2 separate regions of the Homo sapiens genome follow, and region 2 is linked to region 1. A link is a contact called in ENCODE Hi-C or POLR2A ChIA-PET data. All regions are on one chromosome and are shown on one strand. The core of a region is the stretch at or near the end of the contact, and the rest is flanking DNA. Distances in the headings are between cores, read along the strand shown. Region 1 overlaps CPVL (carboxypeptidase vitellogenic like). Region 2 holds the start of TRIL (TLR4 interactor with leucine rich repeats).

The links. Hi-C counts contacts between places; a loop is a spot of excess contacts on that map. ChIA-PET counts read pairs that join two places held with the same protein, here RNA polymerase II (POLR2A). Pooled maps may share reads with other maps.
Region 2: a map of endothelial cell of umbilical vein shows a loop between it and region 1 (4-fold over the local background). The contact joins the promoter of TRIL here to the enhancer-like site in region 1. A Hi-C loop is called at or near these places in 8 of 168 maps with a recorded cell type or tissue (PC-3, Right ventricle myocardium inferior, cardiac septum and 5 more) and 10 of 50 pooled maps. POLR2A ChIA-PET finds 5 or more read pairs at or near these places in 4 of 52 experiments (CD4-positive, alpha-beta T cell, PC-3, WTC11 and 1 more).

Annotation. Positions count from the first base shown.
Region 1 is chr7:29,033,823-29,040,898 of GRCh38, reverse strand. All of the region lies in intron 11 of CPVL (carboxypeptidase vitellogenic like), which reads left to right. Among named protein-coding and RNA genes, the nearest start is that of CPVL-AS1, 43 kb to the left of the region's middle. Within about 2 kb of position 5,383, at least 3 of the 41 ENCODE cell types and tissues checked have a DNase peak (open chromatin) inside an H3K27ac peak, as active enhancers do; they include PC-3 and endothelial cell of umbilical vein, where a contact is called at or near this core.
Region 2 is chr7:28,956,436-28,964,005 of GRCh38, reverse strand. It overlaps TRIL (TLR4 interactor with leucine rich repeats), which reads left to right and starts at 5,676. Exons shown (of 1, transcript NM_014817.4): 1 at 5,676-7,570. The coding sequence starts at 5,960.

The DNA.
Region 1 (7,076 bases), core at 4,134-6,633:
ATGATGGCTTTCTGGATCCTTTTCAAGTTGGCTTTGTTGTTCCCCACTAAAAGCAGCAAAATAATTTAGAGTTAAGGTGCAAGAAAGCAGGAATAATTTTTTTTGGCCAAAAGACATTATTTATATAATCGCTGGACACTGACTCAAACTTGCTGTTCCACTTCCATTCTTCTTTATTCATCTTGACAAAACCAGCTGGTAGGGGGATGGGAGGCACATGGGGCTGTTTATTCTAAGTTCACTTACTCTCTTGTCTTCCCTTTTCCTTAAAACGTGAAAGCAAAATATGTCTCTTTTTAAGAACAACTTGGTTGCAGAAATGACTACTGTTTCATTCAATTTTTCTACCAGTCTTCTTCAAGCAGGCCTTGGGGACTCAGGCCTCCTGAGTATTACATCCCTAAGACTCTGCACAATTACCAGGAAGAAGTATGGCCAACAGTGAGAGTGATGGACAGCTGAGGTCAACGCATTATCCATGGACAGATAACAAGTCTGCCCCCAGTCAGGGACATTTCTTAAATGTTATACTCCTCAGCTGAATTAAAGTTTTCTTCTGCAGCTGAGCTTTTGGGAAACCCATGGGAATTATTGTTTGTTGAGCTGGATAATAGTGAAATTAATTCTTTTCTGCTTAGGGGGAAGGCACTGGTGGGACATGCTAATTGCTTCAGTCCAAAAGAACTCCTGGCCACATTAGAGTTTGTAATAGAAGAATGATAAGTAAAGCAGCCAGAAGAGGAAGTTTGGAGGGCTGATTTGCAGGAGTTTCATTGATTTAGCATCTGTAGGGAAAATTCCCTTAAAAAAGAATTTTTTTTTTGGATTAGTGAACAGGAGAACATTCAAAACTAAGACAGATAGAGGCCAACTGGGAATGCTGTGCAGCCTGGAATAGCTTAGGCTGCTGTTCAATCATTTCCCCAAACAGGAAACCACAGAATGTTAGAGATTAAGGTCACTAGATCATTGGGAAAAAAGCATAACTTTGTCTGCAAAGTATTATGATATATTGTAAATGGACCAGAATATAAGCATAAATCTTTCGTCTAAAAATGCAACAACAAAAATCCATCCTTCTCACAAAAGCACAATTTGCTTTCCTGTTGTGCTGAGATACCAAAGCCTCCTTCTCTGGTATTTCTGTAATTTTCCTAATAAGTAAGAGCTGTAAGCAGGGAATAAAGAGAAAAGTTTTGTGTTCTCTGTCAGTAACATGTGTGCTTTTTTTTTTTAACCACAACAAAAAATGGTTAAAGTTTAGAACAGTAAGTGGACCTCACATGATTTATTTTCAGTCTTAGCCTTTCATGCTAGCAACAATGAAAATAAACTAAAATGCACACTTATATACATTTCTGTCTCTAATCTCTCAGGCTGTATTAAAAGCACAGAGTTCTTTTTTCACCTCTGATTATCATCATGGCACTGCCTGACTTAAATTTTAAGTGAAAATCTGTGCTTATAGAGTGTGGAATCTTTCTAGGTGTCTGTAAACGTACTCTTCTGCAGGTATCTTTGGCTAAAATGGTTGCTTTATATCTGCCTTAAATTATTTACCCCTCAGAGGCATACTCTATTTAAAATAAGGGTTAATTCTCATCTGATTCTGTTCATTAGGTCTTTACTAGGAGAAGGTTTTCTTGCTGAGATAGTTAAACTCATGAATAAACTGCTGATTTATGTGCATCTAGAACCTGAAATTCAATTTATGATTTGAATTGTTAAAAGGACTAGCATTTTAGAAAGGTTTAAGTGAAACTGACTTTTCTTGGCCCCTCTTCTAAGGAAAACTTAAAGAATGAAAGCATAAATTTCCCTTTCCTTTTCTGAGTATTCACTGCTTTGAAAAGTTAAAAAAAAATCTGAAGCATTTGAAAGACAGGGGTCACAGCTTTCCATACCTGTTCCCATGGTACTTAGTCCTTAGTCTCTCCATAAACGTGTCTGTTGAATAGGCAGAGATCTCATATGAGTAAACTAAAAAACAAACAAAACACACTACATACACAAGTGAGCATGCCCTCTTCTCCAACTCAGACAAAAGGCCACTTCCCTTCCATTTCAGATGGAGGGAACACTTAACCACCTGCAAATCCAGGAAGGAAGTGAAATAAATGGATAGTGTTGGATTGAGACCTACTGATCTTTTTTACCCATGACAGAGGTATGGATACAGAGAATATTTTTCTCTTCTAAGAAAAACAGTAGCATAAGCATTGAATAAATGACAACCACCCTGTGCCTGTGTGTGTGAGGATACCAGGGCAGGGGTGGGGGTGTGCCTCAGGGTTACAGCTCCGCAAAGTGTTAGCTCATTGTGGCTGAGAGGAAATACAGGCCCAGCCTGGTCAGATCTCCGAATATTTAAATGCTGACTGTCTTAGTTCAGGCTGCTGTAACATAGTAACATAGACTAAGGGCTTAAAAACAAGAAAAAATTGTTTCTTACAGTTCTGGAAGCTGGAAATCTGAGATGAGATTACCAGCATGATCAGTTCTGGTGAGGATCTCCTGGGTTGCAGACTACTGACCTCTTTTTGTATCCTCACATGGTGGAAAGAGTAATAGAGAGCTCTCTGAGGTCTCTTTTGTAGGGGCACTAATTCCATTCATGAGGGCTCTGCTCTTATCCCCTAATCACCCTCCAAAGGCCCCATCTCCTAACACCATCACTTTGGCTGTTAGGTTTTCCACATTTGAGTTTTGGGAGGATACAAACATTTGGTCCATAACACTGGCATCTAAATGGAAAAACAGTTACAACAACACCATTTGGACTAACCAAATACATCTGCATGCTGAATGCAAGCCTCACACAGCCAACTTAAGACCTCTGCACTCCAGTATAGGAATTTATTTTTTAGTTTATCTTTGATAAAGAGCAATAAAAACATTGGTAAAACCTGCTCTTCAAGTTATAGGAAATCTTTAGGTTTGGTATCCTATTTGCCCTCCTGACAGCTGTGGGATGTAGCTATTTCCACTATTTAGAGGAGAAAATTAAAGCTCAGAGTGAGTAGATGACATATCCAAGATCACTCAGTGAGCACAGGTCTTGCGGGGCTGAGGCAGGGCCAGAGGTCAAGACTTCTGTCTGAAAGTGTCGGCTACTTTTATAAGCTTCTGCTGTTAGTTCTGTCCAGTCAGTGGCGTGCCTGGTGCAGTTATTTATGGAGTTCTAACTCCTCCATCCTAAGTCACAATTCTAATCCATAGGTAACATTTCATTTGGAAATTGTTGTACCGTTGTGTACTTTATCATGCTTCACATGCATCATGTTTCATAAATACTCCCGATTCATATGTGCTTTTCTTTTCTTTTCTTTTTTTTTTTTTTTTTTTTGAGATGGAGTCTCACTCTGTCACCCAGGCTGGAGTGCAGTGGTGCGATCGCAGCTCACTGCAAGCTCCGCCTCCCAGGTTCACTCCATTCTCCTGCCTCAGCCTCCCAAGTAGCTGGGACTACAGGCGCCCACCACCATGCCCGGCTAATTTTTTTTTTTTGTATTTATTTTAGTAGAGACGGGGTTTCACCGTGTTAGCCAGGATGGTCTCCATCTCCTGACCTTGTGATCCGCCCACCTCGGCCTCCCAAAGTGCTGGGATTATAGGTGTGAGCCACCACGCCTGGCCACTTTTCTTATACCCATTGTGCAGATGAAGAAACTGAGCTCTAGATGGGCTAACTCAATTAAGATAATACTGCCAGTTAGTGGCAGGGGTCAGATTCAAACCCAGCCATAGAGTTTATGCACATAACTATAAACATATATCCTTAATGTCAAAGAGTCACACTTTAGGTTTGCCACTTGCTTGTGGAATTACAAATATAGAATAAAGCACCTGTTCAATGTGTTCTTATGGAGGTTAGTGACCTTAGACAGTAGTGAGGCAATGTGGAAGAGCACTTAGAAGCACACAGTTTGGGCTCAGGTCGATCTGAACTTGAATTTCAGTCACCTGTTGGGGGATCATGGTACACTGACTTACCTCCTTACACCTCTGCCTCCTTGTGCCTAAAATGGGATAAATAACACCTGCCTTCTGAGAATGCTGTAAAATGCTTAGCACAGTTCCTGGAACATAATAAGAAAAACAACAAGAGAGTCTTATTATTACTCAAAAACTTCCTTTTAAAAGCCATAGTCTTTACCACACTTTTCTAGCATTTAAGTGTGGGGGAATTCCATGTGATTTTGAATTCCAGGCTTCAGAATTAGAAGTTCCTTTAAAAGAGTAATACATGAATTTATGGCTCTAACTTTCAAGAAAAGACTGAGATGCAGTGGCCAATGCATGCAAAATTAGTAGTCAAGGGTGTGTTATTATTTCGAGAGCTTGAATATATATAGAGTTCAGGTTTATCCTGGCTGGATTTCTTCCTACAGTCGGCCTTTTTCTGAAAGAGTGAGATTGACAACCAAGTATTTGACACAGAAAGACCATCCCTATATTCTGAAGGTTTATTTAGAAGAAGTGCTGTGTCGAGTCTCTCCAATCATTATCAGATGATCAACTTGCTTGAGAAGGAGGAGGACCTAATACTCACTGACCTCTTATTCTGTGTCAGGCACTGTGCTGGGAACTTTGTGTACATGGTCTCATTAGTTCTCGTTACAATTCTGTATAGTTCGTCGCATCCTCATGTCCAGAAAAGGGGCTGAAGCTCTTGGAAGTTCACCCACATGTCTACGAGTTCCAGTTATGGTGTGTTGGCATGCACTGCACTGGTCCGAAGGTGTATGAGTTTGGATTTCATGGTTTCAGTGACAGAAATAACTCTGCTTACTTGAAGCATGAATGGAATTGATTGGAAGACAGGATAGGTCTTAGAATTCATGGAAAAACTGAAGAAGTGGGGTGAAGAAAGAACAGCAGATTGGGGAAAATTCTAGGGATCTAGGAAGCAAAACTAATGAGTAGACTTATCAATGAACTCTGTGTCCTCTGCCCATGATTCCAATTCCAGGGAAAGAGCATTTGAGTGCCTTTACTTAGGTAATGTGCTTATCCTTTGCCAGAGGAGGCAGGACACTGTGATTGACAACTCCCACCAGGGCTGTATCCACTGAAGGTGTGGGTGACCCACAAAGTACAGTTTCCAGGAGAAGGGAGAGTGGACCTGGGCATGCAAAAGCAGCAGATGGTCACTATACAGCACCACATGAAACCATTAAAGAGCAGAATCCATACCCTGTAATTGTCCATCGGTTTTATGGGGTACCAGGCACTGTGCAAGGCCTGGGGATGTAGCACGCACTCGGGAGCTCCTGTTTTTAAGGCACTGCTGGTATTTCACAGCGGTTTAGCAAGGCCACTCCCCACCAACTGTGAGTAATGCCCTCACACACATCCTGTCCATAGAGCCAAAGTGAGAGGTGACTAAGAGATGTCACCAGGGCCAGACAAACAGAGCAAGATTGTTTCTGAACCGGAGATGTGAACTGTGTCTCATATGCAACTAACTCTCAGTTTCCAGCAGCTTTTGGTAGCACTAAATGGTTAGCTGCAGGGAGTCAATAAATGCTTGTTGGTTTGAAGGAACTTTAGCTCTTTTCTTAAGGAAAAATTTTAGGTAGAAGGGTGGAAGTCGGGATCTAGGACTCATTCTGTTGCCTCACAGTATCACAGTTTCCATAACAGTAAAGTGGAGGCGGACAGTGGAACACTTCTGTTCCTGACCTTGTGAAGCAGTACAAGAATAAAGCTCTATGCACATGAAAGCAGGTTGAAAAGCAAGAAAGAATTAATAATAATAAAGATGCTTTTCTCATCTCTGCCTTTTGACAAAGAGGAAGAAAAAGATGCTTGTGGTCCAAGTCACCAAATGCCGTCTCTTGGAAAGGCTTGAATTCTGGAATGAGTTTTTAAAGACTGTCTATGAATTAAAATTAAGCTTTTTACCTAGTTGTCATGAAAAAAAAAATGAGAGCTGGTATGGTAGTATTTGAATTCTTACAAATTATTTCTCCAAAAGACTCATCTTTTGCCAAACTGAGGTATCCAACCTCATAGCATTATTGTTCTTTTTTTTTTTTTTTTCCATTATAAAAGCATTCTAGGCTGGGTGCAGTGGCTCATGCCTGTAATCCCAGCACTTTAAGGAGGCAGGTAGATCACTTGAGCCCAGAAGTTTGAGAGCAGCCTTGGCAACATGGTGATACCCTGTCTCTACCAAAAATACGAAAAATAGCCAGTCTCATAACCTGGTCTCTAAATTAATTAATTAATTAAACTTTTTAAAGAATTATTTTGTAAAAAACGATGAGAACACATGGACACATGGGGGGAACAACACATACTGGGGCCTGTCAGGAGGGTGCAGGGGGAGGGAGGTAATGGATGCTGGGCTTAATACCTAGGTGATGAGATGATCTGTACAGCAAACCACCATGGCACACATTGACCTATGTAACAAACCTGCACATATACCCCTGAACTTAAAAGTTGAAGAAAAATAAATCAATAAATAAAAAGCATTCTATGGCCAGGTGCGGTGGATCATACCTGTAATCCCAGCATTTTGGGAAGGAAGCTGAGGTGGGCAGATTGCTTGAGCCCAGGAGTTCAAGACCAGCCTGGGCAACATGGCGAAACCCCGTCTCTACAAAATATACAAAAAAATTAGCTGGGTGTAGTGGCATGCACCTGTAGTCCCAGCTACTCGGGAGGCTGAGATGGGAGGATGGCTTGAGTCCAGCAGTTGGAGGTTGCAGTGAGCCAAGATTGTGCCATTGCACTCCAGCTTAGGGGAACATAGTGAGACTGTCTCTTAAAAAAAATTTAAAAAAAGGATTGTAACCACATTTGCCAAAAACAAAACAAAACAGAAACCTAGAAGATAGCCAATCTAAAATAAATCAACCATAGCTCAAATAACTGTATTTTGATTTGTTCTTTCCCCAGGTTTGAAGCATTTTTAAATATGTGATAATTAGAGTACAAACAAGTGAAGTCTCAGTTTTTCATTGATTTTTTTCATAAGATAAGCATTTTTCTGTGACATTGCATAACCATCAGTTTCACTAAGCTAAGCAGCCAGCCCTCTAAGGAGTAAAAGAAGTCTCTAAAAG
Region 2 (7,570 bases), core at 4,427-6,926, 77 kb after region 1:
GATGGATGTTAAAACCAGATATTAGACAGGAAAACTTATTAAAATTTAAAAAATAATTTTGAAGAAATACATAGTATTTGTATACCATTTAGAAAATAACAAAAAGTAGAATGAAAACATGTATTTTCTCGCCACCTAAAGACGGTAACTGTTAACATTTTTATTTTGTTTCTTTTCCTTATCTTTACTAAAACTTTGACAATTCAACAACAGTTGCTGAGCACCACAAAAATGAAATAAAACAAGGCTATTGCCCTTCCAGTTTCGTGGGGATATAAATGGCTAAATAAATGTTATTAGTGTCATGTGGAGAAGGCCCAATAAAAGAATAGTGGCAAGTGGTATCATAAAATACAATTACCGTTCTGGTTCCCAGACAGGACAAATATTTCAGTACTTAAGAGATACATTTGTACCTACAGCATCTCCTAAGGCTACTGACTCAATTTCATTTTAAGGGAAGACAACATTATATTACTGCTATAAAATTTCAGTTACATGTAAACAAACTCCATACTGTAACCATAAACAACATTTGGATCTGCCTTACTCCCTAAGTCATTATACTCATTCCACATCTGCCTTGCCCTTTTGGCTTGCCAGAAGTGCCTACAGTTCACTGTAGTTCTTGCAGATCCACAGTCTGTTTATATGTTGGTTTCAAACAATCAGGTTTCTTTGAACTGATGGATAAGGATTTTCCTTGGACGTAAAAATCCAGAGTGTTGGAACAGTCACTTTGTAAATGGCCTGAGACACATACACATGTTCGCTTTCCACAGAGGTTTTCGTTCTTCCTTATTTTCCTCTCGAAAAATAATTGCTATTATAGCATATTATTCTCATTGTATTACCCTAGGATGGTACTATCCTTCCGGATTATTGGCTTTTGTACATTCATCTTCCCAGCCATGCTGAGCTCTCTGAAGGCACCGGCTTTGTCTTATTCCTCTTTCTATCGTCAGCCTCCCAGCAAAGGAGATACTGAAATGTCTCAGTAAGCCCTTACAAATTCTAGTTTAGCAGTTCCTAAGCTTGGGTCTTCACCAGGCAATACCTGGTAACGTGCTAAATAAAATCTCTAGGCTCTATTCTGAAGGTTCCAAATCTGATTTTCTGGGGGTGGGGCTAGGATCCTATATTTTTAAAGAGCTCTCTGTAAAATGAAGACAATAATCATTTCTACCCCACCAGGTAGTTATGGAAGTAAATGAGTTATTTTATGTAGAGTGCTTAGATCACTGCCTGGCCCTCACTAAGCACTACATAAGTGCCGGTTATTATTATATTATTATTGTTGTTACATGATCAGCCAGTCATAAATAGGTGTTTTGAAGCACTGTCTATTGGTTTTCTCAAACTTGAGTGTGCATAAAAATCATCTGGTAGCTTACAAATGCAGATGCCACAGCTTTGCTGCCCAGAGATTCTGATTTAATAAGGCTCGTACCTAGCCAGGGACCTGCATTCCTGTATTTCCCAGGAAATGGAGAATTGGTGGATATTCTGTAAACCAGTGGGTATCTCATTCGCATTCCTGATCCCGAGGACAATAAACTTGTCTCTCAGGCTGGGGCTAAGATGCAGCTCATAGAGAGAAAGACAACTTTGGGGGGCATTTGATAATATGCCAGCTAATCACTGGGGAGTCTCCTGTTTCCTACTTCGTCTGTGTCAGGGGCCACACTGCCTGTCTGGGTTTGGCTCCCATGAGAGGAGGAGACTGCTACCATTCCTGCAGGCTGCCTGAGTAAGCTCCAGGATGCTGCTCCAGCAGAAGTGGGCTGGCTCCACCTCCTCGCACCCCCTGCAGCCAGACCTCTCCTCCCCCTTACCCATCCCGCACTAGGGCACTGCCTGACCAACTCCTGCCAGCTCCAGGAGCTGCTGAAGACATGGCCTGGAATCCTTCATACCTCTGTAGCTGAAGTTCAAGGGAACCACAGGTTGCTTGGGAAGACACAGGTGCACAACCGTGGCAAGCCTGAGAAGATTCCATGCCTGGGCAAGACCCCTGAGAGCCCTTACGCCACATGTATGTGCCATGGACCCAGCCCAAACGCATTTGTGCTTCTGACCTCTGAAACTACCCTGCAGTGCACTTGAGATTTAAAGTGCAAGCTTTCCAAAAGTGAAATGACAAAGCTCTTGTCTTCTCTCATGAATGGCATTCCTTCCTGGATTTCCAGTTGTGATTATGCAAATTATACACTTAAGTGTAACCAATACTTGAATCTCCTAGAACCTGATCAAGTGGGGATCCATCCATTAACAAAGACATTACATAGTTAAGAGACATTCATTTACCTAGAGACAATAGTGTCCTTGCTTTTACTAAAAAGTATTGCTTTTTATAGAAAATTAAGCACAGCCTATGTTATAATAAAGTAGAACTTACATTTCTAAAAACCGCTTTCCAGCCAGGCGTGGTAGCTCACGCCTATAATCCTGGCACCTTGGGAGGCCGAGGGGGGTGGATCACCTGAGGTCAGGAGTTTGAGACCAGCCTGACTAACATGGTGAAACTCTCTCTCTACTAAAAATACAAAAATTAGCTAGGTGTGGTGGTGCACGCCTGTAATTCCAGCTACTCAGGAGGCTTGAGGCAGGAGAATTGCTTGAACCTGGGAGGCAGAGATTGCAGTGAGGAAAAAAACAAAACAAAACAAAAAACCCACTTTCCTTCAAACTCCTGATTTTTTTCTTCTTGTACTTTCTAAAATCAAAGTACATTTACTTTCTCCCCTCCAAAAACAGCTGCATATAGACAGGCCTGTCTTCAAAATTTGAGAAGCCCAGGATTAGAGTGTGAAAGGTCACTCACTGGCCCACGGCTGTCCTTCCCAGCTCTGGCTCCTGCATTATGAGGGGTCTTCTGGGGGCCTGCCAGTGGAAACTCCAGCCTGCATCTCCAGATTCTTTTTTGCATAGCTGCCCCCTTGGTCTTCCCTTGGCCCTAGGAGTATACACACTTGTGGCATGACTGGCCACTAGGAAAACAGATGTGAAGGCAGCCTATATATACTTAGGCAGTTACACAGGGAATTCCAGGGTCTAGAGAACTCTGAGTAGGAAGCGGGGTATGGGTGTGCACATCTCCTTTGAGGCCTGAAATCCTGCTCTTATTGGAAGGTGCACAACCAGAGGAGGACTGGAACACAGCCCTGTAAAGCACAAGGTCCACAGACAGCGCCCACATTGGCCTGGTTGAGGAGATGCATTCACAGTATCTACAAGATGCCTATGTGCGTGGTATAGCTGAATGCCTCAGTCTGGATGCTCTATCCACACATCTCACACCTATTGCTGTCACAGATTTCAAGGACCTAGAAGGCAAGAACTAGGAAGACAACATTTTTTTTGTATAGCACCTACTTTGTTTATTTAGGCAGAGATTCCTCTTGAGGTTGTAGTGCAAATATGATTACATCAGCTACCTGCTGAAATCCTTAAAGGGGAATAAAGGAATATTTATTTCAAGTCACTGTATAAGCTAGGGTGTATGATACTGTTAAAGAATAAGTTAATAAAGCTCACCCTAAATATGCAGACAGAAGATGTGGAGGTTTCTAAATCCCTCCTTGCATGTGTCCCCAGGCTTCTCCTCCTTGAGCGTCTGCTCACCTTCCTCTAGGTAATACCACTCACCCCTCAAACTCAGCACAGGTTTCCCCTCTTCTAGACGCCTTCCTCACACTCTCAGGCCAGGTGCTGCTCCTCAGGACTATCACAGCTCCACCCCTCAGCGCTCATCTCCTGGAATTATCATTGACTCACCTCCCTGCAAAGCCAAGGTCCCTGCTCACCCACGAAGTCACCACTGACTACCCTGCCAACGATCTCATCTTTCTCTAAATTCAGAACTTCCCTCTATCACTTGACTATATTAATTGCTAAATGGGGCAATTACTGTGAAACATAGAATTATTAAAAATCATTTGTCACCCTGTGTGGTGTGGCTCATACCTGTAATCCTAGCACTTTGGGAGGCCAAGGTGGGAGGATCGCTTGAGACCAGGAGTTCGATGCCAGCCTGGCAACATGGCAAAACTCCCCCTTTATAAAAAATACAAAAATTAGCTGGTCATTGTGACAAGGGCCTGTTAGTCCCAGCTATTAGGGAAGCTGAGGTGGGCAGATCACTTGAGCCCTGGAGGTCATGGCTGCATTGAACGGAGATTATGCCACTGCACTCCAGCCTGGGCAACAGAGTGAGATCCCACCTCAAAAAAAATAATTTTTGTTTTTGTGGTGTTCTCTATTACTGCCTTATATTATTATCTAACCTTTCAATGCATTCATTGCCCTTCCCACTAGATTGTCATTGTCTTCAGGTGAGGATCTGTATCTTTCCTTTAATTTTCCACATTGTTGCAGAGTACGTCCTCAAAACTTACGTTTTCTCAACACCTTGGATAGGGGAAGGGCCCTTATTTTTTAGCAAGATGGTTTATATAAAGAAACAATAATTAATAATTAACAACTCCTCCTTGTGTATTCTCATTCTCAGCAGGGGCTGATCCCAAAGGAGCCGTTGATTAAATGCTCCATTCCCTAGAGATAATAAATAATAATGCTTCCCCAACTGAGCCAGGCCTGAACATTTTTGGGCCTAAAGACTTTGAAGATCACTGCAAGTCCAGGCGTAAAGCAGGAGGGCCCTGCAAGGAACGTTTACCTTAGGATCTGTGAAGGTTATTATGTATGTGCACACGAGCAGAGCCTACCCCAGGGGCTCTATTACTGTAGGAGAGTTAATGCGACTGAATCACCAAAATGTGGCAGAGACACTTTCATGTTGGCAGAACCAGTTCTGTGATTTCTTCATGTTCTAGCCCACAGCAGGATGGAGTAAATACTCCCTTCAGACACCTAAAAGGGGGTGGTGCCTCTCCTCAGCTACTAGTCCAACGACGTCAAAACCCAAGCAGCAACTGTCAGACTGGGTTCACCTACCCCCTTCTGATGGCCTTCTGCAGGCAACCTTGTGCTCCCCCAAACTTCCTGTAGAATGCTGGCGGACTCCGTGCTGCCCAAACTTCCCGCAGGGTGGCACCTGGAAGAGCAAGTGACTTAACAACGAGGAAGGCCAGGCGCGCTCCCACTGCTCAGAAGCGGCTGGTGTACTCGTCTAAAATAAAAAGGTCTCTGTCTGCAAATCCCGTTTGCTAGCCCGGTAATCCTCCCCCGCCCCCGGCCTAGCGTGTCCGGCCCGTACAGCTGTTTTTAATCCCTACTTTTCTCACTTGGCATCCCGGGCCCGGGCTGACCAGACGCGGAGCCACTTAGTGTTTCCTCCTCCCCCTGCCGGGGTCTGTCCTCCCTCTGCCGTCTCCTCTTTCTCCGCCTGCGTCCCCGCGGGCAGAGTGTGGGAAGAACGAATTTCCGCCCCGTTTGCTCTCCGCTCGCAGACTTGGGTCCCTTCCGGACGCAGCCCGCGTGCTCCCCGAGCTATTGCACTGGAGCCGCCCTCCCCGTCCGGGACCGCGAGCGAGAAGGTGCCGTCTGCGGGGGCCGAGCAGCCGGGGCTCTGCTGCCAAGCCGCGCCCCGCGAAGCTCTTGGAACGGCTCCCGCCTGCAGCTGGGGAATCCACTCGGCTGGGAGAATCCGCGCCAGGGAATCCAGCTCTCCGGACTCAGCTGCAAACAAAAAGCGCCGGGTCTTGCTCCCTCCTCCCGCCCGCCGACGCGCACCCGGAGAAACAGTTTTATACAGAAATGCAACAAGTAGTACCCGGGGTCTGCAGAGCGCCCCGCGCCGCCTGACTTGGCCGGGCGAAGCCCGCCTGCAGAGACCCGGGCCGGCCTCCGGACAAAGGACGGAGGAGGGGCTGGACGGCGCTGCGAAGTCCGAAAGAGGCCATTTAGCGACTCTGGCCAGGCTAAGGGGAATGCAGAGGAGACACAGAGCCGGCGGGCCAAGAGGACGATCCGGCCGCTGCACGCAGGGCGGGAGGCGATGGAGGCTGCCCGCGCCTTGCGCCTCCTGCTCGTGGTGTGCGGCTGCCTCGCGCTCCCGCCGCTGGCCGAGCCCGTGTGCCCGGAGCGCTGCGACTGCCAGCATCCCCAGCATCTCCTGTGCACCAACAGGGGGCTCCGCGTAGTGCCCAAGACCAGCTCGCTGCCGAGCCCCCACGACGTGCTCACCTACAGCCTCGGCGGCAACTTCATAACCAACATCACGGCCTTCGACTTCCACCGTCTGGGGCAGCTCAGACGGCTGGACCTGCAGTACAACCAGATCCGCTCTCTGCACCCCAAGACCTTCGAGAAGCTCTCGCGGCTGGAAGAGCTGTACCTGGGGAACAACCTCTTGCAGGCGCTCGCCCCGGGCACGCTGGCCCCGCTGCGCAAGCTGCGCATCCTCTACGCCAACGGGAACGAGATCAGCCGCCTAAGCCGCGGCTCCTTCGAGGGCCTGGAGAGTCTAGTCAAGCTGCGGCTGGACGGGAACGCCCTGGGGGCGCTGCCGGACGCGGTCTTCGCTCCCTTGGGCAACCTGCTCTACCTACATCTGGAGTCCAACCGGATCCGCTTTCTGGGCAAGAACGCCTTCGCCCAGCTAGGCAAGCTGCGCTTCCTCAACCTCTCTGCCAACGAGCTACAGCCCTCCCTGCGCCACGCGGCCACCTTCGCACCGCTGCGCTCCCTCTCCTCCCTCATCCTCTCGGCCAACAACCTGCAGCACCTCGGGCCGCGCATCTTCCAGCACCTGCCACGTCTCGGCCTGCTCTCGCTCAGGGGCAACCAGCTCACGCACCTCGCGCCTGAGGCCTTTTGGGGCTTGGAGGCCCTGCGCGAGCTGCGCCTGGAGGGTAATCGGCTGAGCCAGCTGCCAACTGCGCTGCTGGAGCCTCTGCACAGCCTGGAGGCGCTGGACCTGAGCGGCAATGAGCTGTCCGCCCTGCACCCGGCCACCTTCGGCCACCTGGGCCGGCTGCGCGAGCTCAGCCTGCGCAACAACGCGCTCAGCGCCCTATCCGGGGACATCTTCGCCGCCAGCCCAGCCCTTTATCGGCTGGATCTAGACGGCAACGGCTGGACCTGCGACTGCCGGCTGCGAGGCCTGAAGCGCTGGATGGGCGACTGGCACTCGCAGGGCCGGCTCCTCACTGTCTTCGTGCAGTGTCGCCACCCCCCGGCCCTGCGAGGCAAATACCTGGATTACCTGGATGACCAGCAGCTGCAAAATGGATCCTGCGCGGATCCCTCGCCCTCAGCTTCCCTGACCGCTGACCGCAGGCGGCAGCCCCTACCCACGGCCGCAGGGGAGGAGATGACGCCACCTGCAGGTCTCGCGGAGGAGCTGCCGCCGCAGCCGCAGCTCCAGCAGCAGGGGCGATTTCTAGCTGGGGTGGCCTGGGATGGGGCCGCCAGGGAGCTGGTAGGCAACCGCAGCGCCCTAAGGCTGAGTCGGCGGGGCCCGGGCCTCCAGCAGCCCAGCCCCTCCGTCGCTGCCGCCGCGGGCCCGGCTCCACAGTCCCTAGACCTGCACAAGAAGCCCCAGCGGGGCCGTCCGACTCGGGCAGATCCCGCCCTCGCGGAGCCCACCCCAACGGCCTCTCCTGGC